Linked DNA regions of Homo sapiens: region 2 is linked to region 1. The links are chromatin loops, found by intact Hi-C in ENCODE. Cell type or tissue: MCF 10A. All regions are shown on one strand.

Region 1 (5,000 bases):
ATTAGAATGCTGGCCTTTCATTGCTTGCTCTTCGCAGTGCTGTTACTACTTGAAAATACAGCTCCCTGATCATAACCTGCTGCAGATACATTTTTTCAAATACTCAGGATTGGCTGGCTGTTCACCTCACTTGTGTTGGAAAAGAAATGTCAGCCTTGTTACATACAGCCTCCCAAAGTTACTGCTAGCTTATCTAAATGAATTACATAATTCTCTGCTCCTTCCTTGCTGGGGAGGGCTTGTTCAACAGACTGCTGCCTTAAGACAATAAAGACTAATAAAGTAGTAGTCACGGAAGAGCACTCGGTCTAGTCCTGGGTGGGGAACCTGGTCGGGTTAGCTTTCTGCTCCCTCGCTTGCTTCGCCAGAGAGCCGGCCCAGGGTCGAGAACAAACAGCTACTGCTTTTCTGTTCCAGACCTGACAGACAAGCTCCACATGTCCCCTGCCTGTGTGTGCCATCCCGCCCGTCATGCTTTCTCATAGGATGGGGAGTGGGGGAAGCAATGCGTGCTCTGTGTGTGTGTGAGTGTGAGTGTGTGTACATGGAAACACACTCTCTTTTGCTCCTCTCCCCTAGGTTTTTCCTGTGCTCCAGAAGTTATCAAACAACGAAATGGGAAATGGGACATGTTCAGTCAAAATTCCTGTTGGCACGCTTACCCACCCACCTTTTTCATATTGCGTAACTAGGTGAATCGCCCGAAATTTACTCCATTCCTGACTCCCTACTACACACACATACACACACTCTCACTCTCTCTCTCTCTCTCATCAAAAAACCTTTCTACCAGTGATAAGAGACTGGCAAAAGAGAAAAGATATAAACAACCAAAACCAAGCAGATCCCAAACCGAAGTCAATTCTCTCTCTTTGGCCCAACATCAGACCTTAAAACATTCTTATCTCTCCAGTCTACCTGGGAACCAATGGCACACCCTATCAAGACACCTCCACCTCCTGTCCATTCCCAATCTCCTAACCCAGCCACGTTCCATCATTACTTTTCTAAAAGAAAGAGCTAAAGAGTTCCCTGATTAGAACTCCGATGATTAAAAGCTTCGGGTGTCTATCGGGGCGCAGCGCCACACTCGAAGCGCCCGGTACTGCGGAGCGCGGCTCGATTGCAGCCGAGAAGCGCGGAACCCGCAAGTGGGGGTGGGCTTGCGCGCTGGGGTCCGCGCCGAGGGCTACTCCCACCTCCGCCAGCTCCCAGCCCGACACCTGCCGCGGGACCCGTGCGACGCTGGGCGACGCGCCAAGCCCACCCTTCTCCGGCTCATCCCAGCCAGTTACTCCGCGAAAACTCCGGTGCGGCCAGAGCCAGCGCCTCCAGCCAGCTCAAGACACGTAAGGAAAATGAGCGGGTGTGGGATAGGCGAACTCGGGCGCCTTCCCAGTGCCTCGGCCTTTTAAAGAGAACCGGGGTAAAGGAAAACTTGGATCCCCATCCAGAAATTCCCCGGGAGCAGGTGGTGGGAAAGCCCGAACTCCGCGTAGGGTACCCTCTCCTTTCACCCGCGTCGTCCCCATACCCTTCGGCAGGAGCCCGCGAACGGTCCGGTGATTTGGAGCAACCTGCGACCTGCCTGCACTGGAGACCCCACCTTGGTCCCCCAGAGCCAGTTTCGGACACTCGCATCGTTTTTCTTCCCCTCTCATCCTTCACCTTGTCAATGAGAGATTTCGCAGAAGTCTCTGGAAAGGCATAAACTCGCAACTTACCCTCTTTGGAATTTGTCTTTTTCGCTCCTGCTTATTAAAGAAGGAAGGGTGGGAATGGAAGGGAGCAGAGTGGGGAAGATCCGCTGGTATTTCTCCTGCTCAGATCCTAAAGATTGATGAAGCTAGGAAGAGACGCCTCCTTAAAGCCGAACTCCACCTCATCCCGGATCACGTGACGGCGTCCCGCGAGTAGCGCCTGAAGCTCCCCCAACCCCACAAACACCTCACAAAGGTGCACACCTCGGGGAAGCATTGCCTAGGAATTTTGGAAAGAAAAGCAATCCAACAGAAGCCACACATTATTCGACACAGACCTCCCGCGCAGGGGAAAGGAAGCCCTAATCCCCACAGTCCTCGACTCCGGGGAAGGCAGGGCAGTTTCCCGAGGCTTGAAAAAGTCGGTGCCACTGTGCTTTTCTTTGTTTGCAGGTCAGTGCCATCTTGTGGCCGAAGTCATACCCGGCTGGAGAGCTCGAGCGCCAGCCCAAACCAGGAATCAAAGGGCTCGCTGGGAAACATGAAATTCGCCACAATAATGGCACTAATATTTTCTTTTGCTTTCTTTTGTGACGCTCAAATAACTCTCACGCCAGTGCCGAGAATTTGTTTTCCTCACTTTATAAGTGAACAAAGAGAAGACCTTTAAAAAGTCAAAGCAGTCAATCGGCCCTCCTTTCTTTGGCCCACTGAGAAAATGCATTAAGTCAGATTTGTTCCCAGCGCTTAGCTGCTTTTTAGTTTTTTTAGGGGAGAACCATGAGCTGAATATTTCCCTGGTGGTCGAAAAGCGTCAATGCAATTTTCTCGGTGATTAGTACTACAGTACTGAACATTATGAAGAAAAAAATAGAATGTACACCGAGTACGTTGAAGGCGGCCAAACCCATCATGGTGCCCGATGATTCAGGCCAATTACTGGCACACTGATCTTAGATGTTTTACCTGATTCTATTCTAGTTTCAAAAGTCAAAGTTGTAAACACACACATACACACACACACACACAAATTATGTAGACGATGAACTGATGCAAATGAGTAGAACTTCTTCCAAATAAAATTGTTAAAAATAAGAAGTCTTTCTAATAAAGATACAGGGCACTGCCCAGAGAATTTATAAAGATTTCATTAGAAAACAATTCTAATGGCAGTCTTTCTTCTAATTAAAATCAAAATAAAATTCCAAGACAAGTGGACTCATCTGAACTTTATACTGTTAAAAAACGTTTTCTTTTTCTGATTGTTAGGCTGAATAAACATATTTAAGGTTCAGTATAAGCTCATTTATATAGATAGTGATGAACACAATCTCTGGATGTTTTTCCAAGAAAGCTTTCCAAAATATGTGTCACTAGACATATTTTTATATAGTTGGAAAGGCATTGTAATTAAGAATTAAAATGTCATGATTATGTAATGATTGTACTATTAGTGTATAACAACAGATATAAGCATACATATAAAAATCTCTAATGGTTAAGCAGAGTAAAATGACAACAGATTCATTTATACACACACACACATATACACACACATACTTTTTTTTTTAACCAAGGCACAATAATTTTTACCAAGGCACAATTTAGGAATTTCAACTCTTTCAGGGAAGAATAACTAATATTCATTCAGGTTTCTATGCATCCTCTGTCTACTCTATTGCCTTAAGTCACATTCTGTTCTTAGAAGGAAGTTTTCCCCATGGTTTTGATCATCAAATTGGCTATCTTTAGCCTGCTATAAGAATTACAAATGAAGTAATTTAATTCTCTACTAAGAATATATTTTTATGTAGAAACTATTATTATGTCAGCAAATATTTTGGACTTGAGAATATAATTTGGACTCAGGTACTATGCTTTCTCTATTTCCCAAGAATACTAATAAAGGCATGTCTGCCAGAGTTCTGAACTATTATGGCCATTGTATTTTATCATTTTATTAACTCAATTTTTATGAAGTGTTCTCCCTAAGGAAAATTTGTGAAACTGCATTCTTGAGTTATTAATGTCAGATACCAATCTTTGAAAGATCATTGGTCTCAAGGACTCTTTTCTATGACAACTTTATGATACAAAGAGAAGTTCTGAAATACTCAACAGTGGCTGGGGGCGGTGGCTCACGCCTGTAATCCCAGCACTTTTGGAGGCCTAGGCAGGTGGATCATGAGGTCAGGAGTTCGAGACCAGGCTGGCCAACATAGTGAAACCCCGTCTCTACTAAAAATACAAAAATTAGCCAGGTGTGGTGGTGCGCATCTGTAATCCCAGCTACTCAGGAGGCTGAGGCAGGAGAACTGCTTGAACCCAAGAGGCAGAGGTTGCAGTGAGCCGAGATCGCACGACTGCACTCCAGCCTGGGCAACAGAGCAAGACTCTGTTTTGGAAAAAAAAAAAAAAAAAAAAAGAAATGCTCAACAGCAAAATTATATAATTCTTTAGGAATACCATTTACTAGGATTCTTTCCAATGTGAAAAATAGAGAAATTAGACATGGTCCAATGGCCAAACACAACATAAAATTCTCCAATAATGTAATCTTATAGAAGATTTAAAATATGCAAAGTAGTTTGAATTTCTTAGAAAATACTTATTAAAGAGTTTCCTCATTCCAATTTTAAGATCATATATTTTTCTACTCTTCAGTGAATAATCAGCTGCCTACTTTCCTATCTGGGATTCAAACTAGATAAAACTTCATCTTTGCTAGGGAGAATTTTTTCTTTATTTCTGTGTATTTCTTTCTGTAGTTTCATAACAGCCTGACCTATAAACCAAGGGGAATTATGTTAATGACCTAATCTCATGCTCTCTTGAACAACAGTCTTGCTCTGTGATATAAACTGAGGGATAGGATCTACTCATTAAATTTCTGTAAATCTAAGTTTTGTATTCTAAACAATGGAACAAACTTATGGCCTGGCTCAGCCTTTAAATTCCATGATTCAGTAACTGCTTAAATAAAAGTGTGACAGTATGCTTGCTACTGGAATTGAAACACACTAATTACTAGTCTTCTGAGGAATTTCTGCTACAAGAGTTAAAGTTTCTGAAATGCTATCAGGCCTTGATACAGGTAAATTACCATGAATTGTCACTCAGAAGAAACTTAATAGGCATTAATACTACACGAGAAAACTGAAATGTATATGACATTGATAAGGGGGTAATTCCATGGGGGTAGAACTATGATGAAGCACGTCAGTGAATCAGTTCATATTCTATGAATTGATTTTGTGTCAGGATTTTCCTTCTTTCTGTGACTTACCTGCTGCATTTCTT
Region 2 (5,000 bases), 560 kb before region 1:
TTCTGTTAGACATGTTTATACTTCAGTCATAAGAAATGTGAATTTCTGCTTCATTATTGTTCACTAAGAAAGACATCCAAAATTGGCCACCATAGTAAATATAAGAGGCCTTGAAATGCACACATTGTTGTGAATTTTAAGCACAACGTATTTTACTGATAGGCAGAATTAGGGAGATGACTATTTAAACTAATAGATATTTTAATTGATAATAGAATTATATACATAGATAGCACCTAATAGATTTATTGGCAAGCCTTTCATACCTACCCAATACTTGTCTATATCTAGTCTTTAGGTTTTACATACATGGGGGAAAAAAAGTTCATCTAACTTTTTGCAAAAACATATTATCATGGAAATTTAAACTTAAAAATCTTGACTGGGTCCAGTTGCTCAGGCCTAAAATTCTAGCACTTTGAGAGGCCAAGGCAGTAGGCTCACTTGAGGTTAGGAGTTCAACATTAGCCTGAGCAACATAGGGAGATCTCATCTCTACAAAATATATATATATATATTTTATTAAAATATATATATATATATTTTATTAAAATATATATATATATATTTTAATTATCTGGGCATGATGGTGCATACCTGTAGTTCTAGCTGCTTGAGAAGCTAAAGCGAGAGAATTGCTTGAGTCCAGGAGTTCGAGGTTACAGTGAGCTATGATGGCACTACACTCCAGAGTAGGTGACAGAGAAAGACTCTGTCTCAAAAAAGAAAAAAAATGTGTCAAGCCATGCAAGCAGACACCACTAAAACTAGCTAACAGAACATGTGATAGTCAATGAGATGGGCATCACAATAAAAATGATTTATGTGGTTTATTAGACATCTTGAGAAATAGACAATGTATGTTAAATTTGAGGAGGGTATGAAACTACCTCTCATTATAGATGTTGTTTATATAGATGTCAGTCTAGTATGGCTATGAGTTAATAATGCTGCATCTTATCGAGAATTGCTTTCAATAATCGCATTTTTACTAATCACATTCATTGGCAGTTAGGTATGTTACTTATTCATTCATTCTGTCACTCAGTAAAAGCTATACTTCAGACAAATATGTACCTACAACTGTGCTAACTGTAGTACATAAAACACCTGTCGTGCCTGCTTTCAACAACTTTCCACCTAGTAAGGTGAATATAAAAGCAATAATTTATCCAAAAGATCAGGCAATTACAGGTGTGACAAGTGCTGCAAAAAAAAAAAAAAAAAAAAAAAAAAAAAGTTGCTAAGAAGGTATCAATAGGTGACAGAAAAAATATAAGGAAGTTCTAGAAATCCTCCATGGTAATTGGCATTCAAACTAATTAACTGAGACTCTGAAGAAAACAGGATTTAGCCAATTGAGGAATGAAGGGAAGGAAACACTGCAGAAGGAGCAACACAGTGCAATGGCGAGTGAGATGTGGGCAGGGTTGAGGGAGACTCGAAACGTCACCCTCACCTAGGGTTTGAGCAGCGCCTGCCAGGAGAGATGGTCAAATCAATCAGACGTGGAAGGGCCTTTCCTAGTTTTCCTTTCTCTCTCCCCTCATCCCTGCTCCCTTTGATCCTTTCCCATATGAACTTTTGTCTCAAGTTTTGCTTTTGGAGGAAACATAGATTTTAAAGTTATCTCATTAAGATTTCAATAAAATTTGGGAAAGTATATTCACAGGCACAAGCATTAAGCATAGATAATTTCCAAGCATTCATATTTAAAATGTGTCCTTTCTATCATTTAAATGACTTTTTCCAGTGTGCATGCCAGTAGTAACAAAAATAATAAAATCATAAAAATACGTGAAGAATTTTAATTCCATTGATGTTGAAATACAGCTTTGAGGTATTACAAGAGATGGGGACATTACTTTAACGCATATATCATCTGCATTACCAAGAAATAATTTGGACTAACATTGTCTGTATATGCAAGTAAAGTAAGTAGACCAGACTCTTGAATGAGGAAAATCCAAACCAGACCAATGCTCACCTGCTATCCTAGCCAAGATTGGTTAGGTTTTTGCAGTGAGCCCTATCTTATAATGCTCTAATATTATTAAACTTCATTTTCATATCCTTTTAGTAACGCCCTTAAGCTTTGCAAAGTCAATTAGAGAATGTCCATTAGCTGAAAAATATATTTTTAATTACATGATTAAATAAGTTCACACACTAGAGATAATGGTGCAAAATTTTTTTGTGCATTGTCTCTTGACATCTATATCTCTCTTAAATGGTATTAGGCAGAACCTCTTTCTCTGTCATAACTCCTCTTCCTCCCAGTCTCTCTCCAAGCTGTTTCCCTAGATCTTGTATCCCACTGTTCTACAACAATGAAGACTATCTCATAGTTCTGCCCTCAGCTACTGGACTAGGCTTTCAGTATAAAGATTGCATCAGTTTTCCCTTGGATGAAGACTGGTGGTGTGACCAATCAGAGGATCTGCACATAGAAGGAGTGAAAGAGAAAAACAGCTTGCCTTGTTCAGCTTTGGAATGACAGATATGAAATACAGAGATACATTGCTTACTATATTGTCTGTCTTATTGCAACATTCTTTTTGTTATTCTAGCTTGTAATGACCCTTGTACTGGAGTATGAATGAATAAATACCCAACACATGGAAGAGAAAGGGGAGAAAGAAAATATGGTCCTATATAATTGCCTCCAAGTGGAATCCTTTGGATACTCACGAAAAAACATCAATTTCCTTAGAGAATATGGAGGCCCTGGAGATAATCCTTGATTTATCTAGATTGCCTTTAGAGGGCACAACCTGCTCATTTTAGGTTGATGAGATATTGGGTGCATCTCCTAGTGCCCTCAGTTAGGTATTGACATTTGCTCCTTCATTTCATAATTCAAAATTTACCTCTACCCTCAATACCATTTTTCATGCTTTATACAATTTTCCATGCTTTATACAATTTTCCATGCTTGACTTCTAGACATATCACCTAGTATTTCAGTGTCAGATGATGAGAACTGAAATTGAGTTCTGAGGAAGGTGGCTCATTTTTGTACAAGTAGAAGTTATCTTGTCACTGCTGAAGGTTCGAGAGCACCAGGTTCCTGCCCCTAAACAGTTCACTCACCCTCTTATTTACTATCTATATTTCACATATACATTTCTAGAAGGGAAGGCTAGCTTGCTTTTATGTCCCTGCTTGAGCACCATGGGATAACCTAGTTATGACTGTGCCCTGCAGATGGAAGTTCCAATGCCAGCCAGATATCCCAGAGTGAAATCACTGGGAGCTTGGCATAATCTGAAAAAATAACTCATATTTATTTAAATATATTTGAATCTAATTATCCAAATATATTTATCTTTAAAGTTGGTGCAACAAGGCCAATGTGTAAGAAATCTTTTAGAGAATTTTGTCCAATATATATGTCCTCCAGAACAAAGAGAAGAGGAGAGGAGATATGGAGGAAGCTATCTCGTTTACTATCATGCAGGCAGTTGCAGCCTAAAGTGCATGCAGAGATTAACGAGAGATAGATGGCTTTCACTGAGGGATACCTGAGAGATTCCGAACTCAGACACAGCAAGTATAGCAGAGATGGGGAGCCAGTCACAGTATGGAAAATGGAAGGGAGTATAGGCTAAAAGTCTCTAAAGGATTAATTGGCTCTCGCTGCACAAAACTGAGAGCATTCAAGTAGCCGATCTCACCTACTCCTATTCCATAGCCAGGAGTCAGTTTGGGATTATAGAATCTACGATGTTGAAATACAGAGACTCAGAGCTTTTAGTCACCAGATGATAGAAGTGAGACAGTTTAAAATGTGCATTAATTAATAATCTTTATAAAAAAGTATAGCCAAATCTTAAGCCCCCTGTTACTACACTGACCAGAAAACATCTAAAACAGACATATTGGGAAACCAGCTCATCTCTAGTTTAATCAATAGACTCTAAGTTAAAACAAAACAAAACCAAAACCAAAAAACTCAAGTCCAGAAAGAGGGCAAAGGAATTGTGGGGGTTATTTTTCATTGTTGTTGTTTTTAATTAGGGGGATTGTCTTCAACAACCTGATTATCTTTCCTTAATTTTGAGTGTGCAGATTGAGCAATATCCCTGTTTGTTGCTTGAGAGACACAATGTACTATTAACCATCTCCACTATCTCCATAAGTCTCTGTAGGTCAAATCCTCTTGGCTGCCACTTTGACCTTGCCACTCATTGCAATAATTGCCTCCACTGTTAAATGCTGAAACCTGGCTTCTATCGAGGAAAGGGGCGGGAGTGAGGCTTCAACCAACTTCCTTGCTTTTGTAGCCCAGGCTTTCAATGGCATTTTCTTCTGTCAGCCTGTCCTGGAGAGCAGAGCCACCACTGAACTTAATGATGCTAGTGCGCCTCTCAGAGCTAATGCATCAGCACTTTGAAAAATAATGTGTCCTTCAGGAGACATAGTGAAACATAGTTTTGGGGAGTTTTTACAACCTTCCATAACATATTACTTTAACACATACAGACCAACATGAACATCTCAATTATCTTCTTCCACAGTCTGTAATGCTAAATCAGGCATTTTTATCTTACTTAGTCTGGACTATGATTTTTCCATGCATCTCTGGGATATCCTAACAGTGTGTTTGAATAGTTTCTCAGGGTCCTTTCTGGGGTGTTAAATCCTGCATCTGGAGAGGGTCCTTTCGTGTTAATAAACTACCTTTTATCCCAAATCAAGTTAAATTTCTCTTTGTTTAGTTTTTTAGGACCGTAGTCCCTTTTCTCCTTCTGCAGATCCAGCACATCCCCAGATGAGTGACATTGTGACTTAACCCATTTATTGGCTGTGTGTGGGCAGATGTTGAGGGAGTGCATGTTATATTACAGATGAGAGACATCTGCATCATCTGCAGGTAATAGTAGAGCTCCAGCCATTAGCATAGAGAAGTGGGCTACTTCTGCAGGCTCACAGGGTTCAGGGAAGTGTGTGCGTTCAAGAATTTGATGCATCAACACCTGCATCGGTCTCCCATTCTT

Evidence for each region. A loop is a pair of places that touch in the nucleus more often than their neighbours do. Peaks named below come from ENCODE experiments on the same cell type or tissue, not always from the same donor. Only the 100,000 strongest peaks of a DNase experiment are listed, where the experiment ranks them.
Region 2: a loop joins it to region 1, with 21 times the contacts of the local background. A loop is called at or near these places in 2 of 110 quality-filtered maps.

Annotation. Positions count from the first base shown.
Region 1 is chr4:163,330,758-163,335,757 of GRCh38, forward strand. NPY1R (neuropeptide Y receptor Y1) reads right to left here and starts at 1,839. Exons shown (of 3, transcript NM_000909.6): 1 at 1,725-1,839. In MCF 10A, a CTCF peak has its summit at 2,184 (motif pointing left); a DNase peak (open chromatin) is centred at 2,144.
Region 2 is chr4:162,768,521-162,773,520 of GRCh38, forward strand. No RefSeq gene overlaps it. Among named protein-coding and RNA genes, the nearest start is that of MIR4454, 320 kb to the right of the region's middle. In MCF 10A, a CTCF peak has its summit at 2,774 (motif pointing right); no DNase peak of the experiment used is centred here.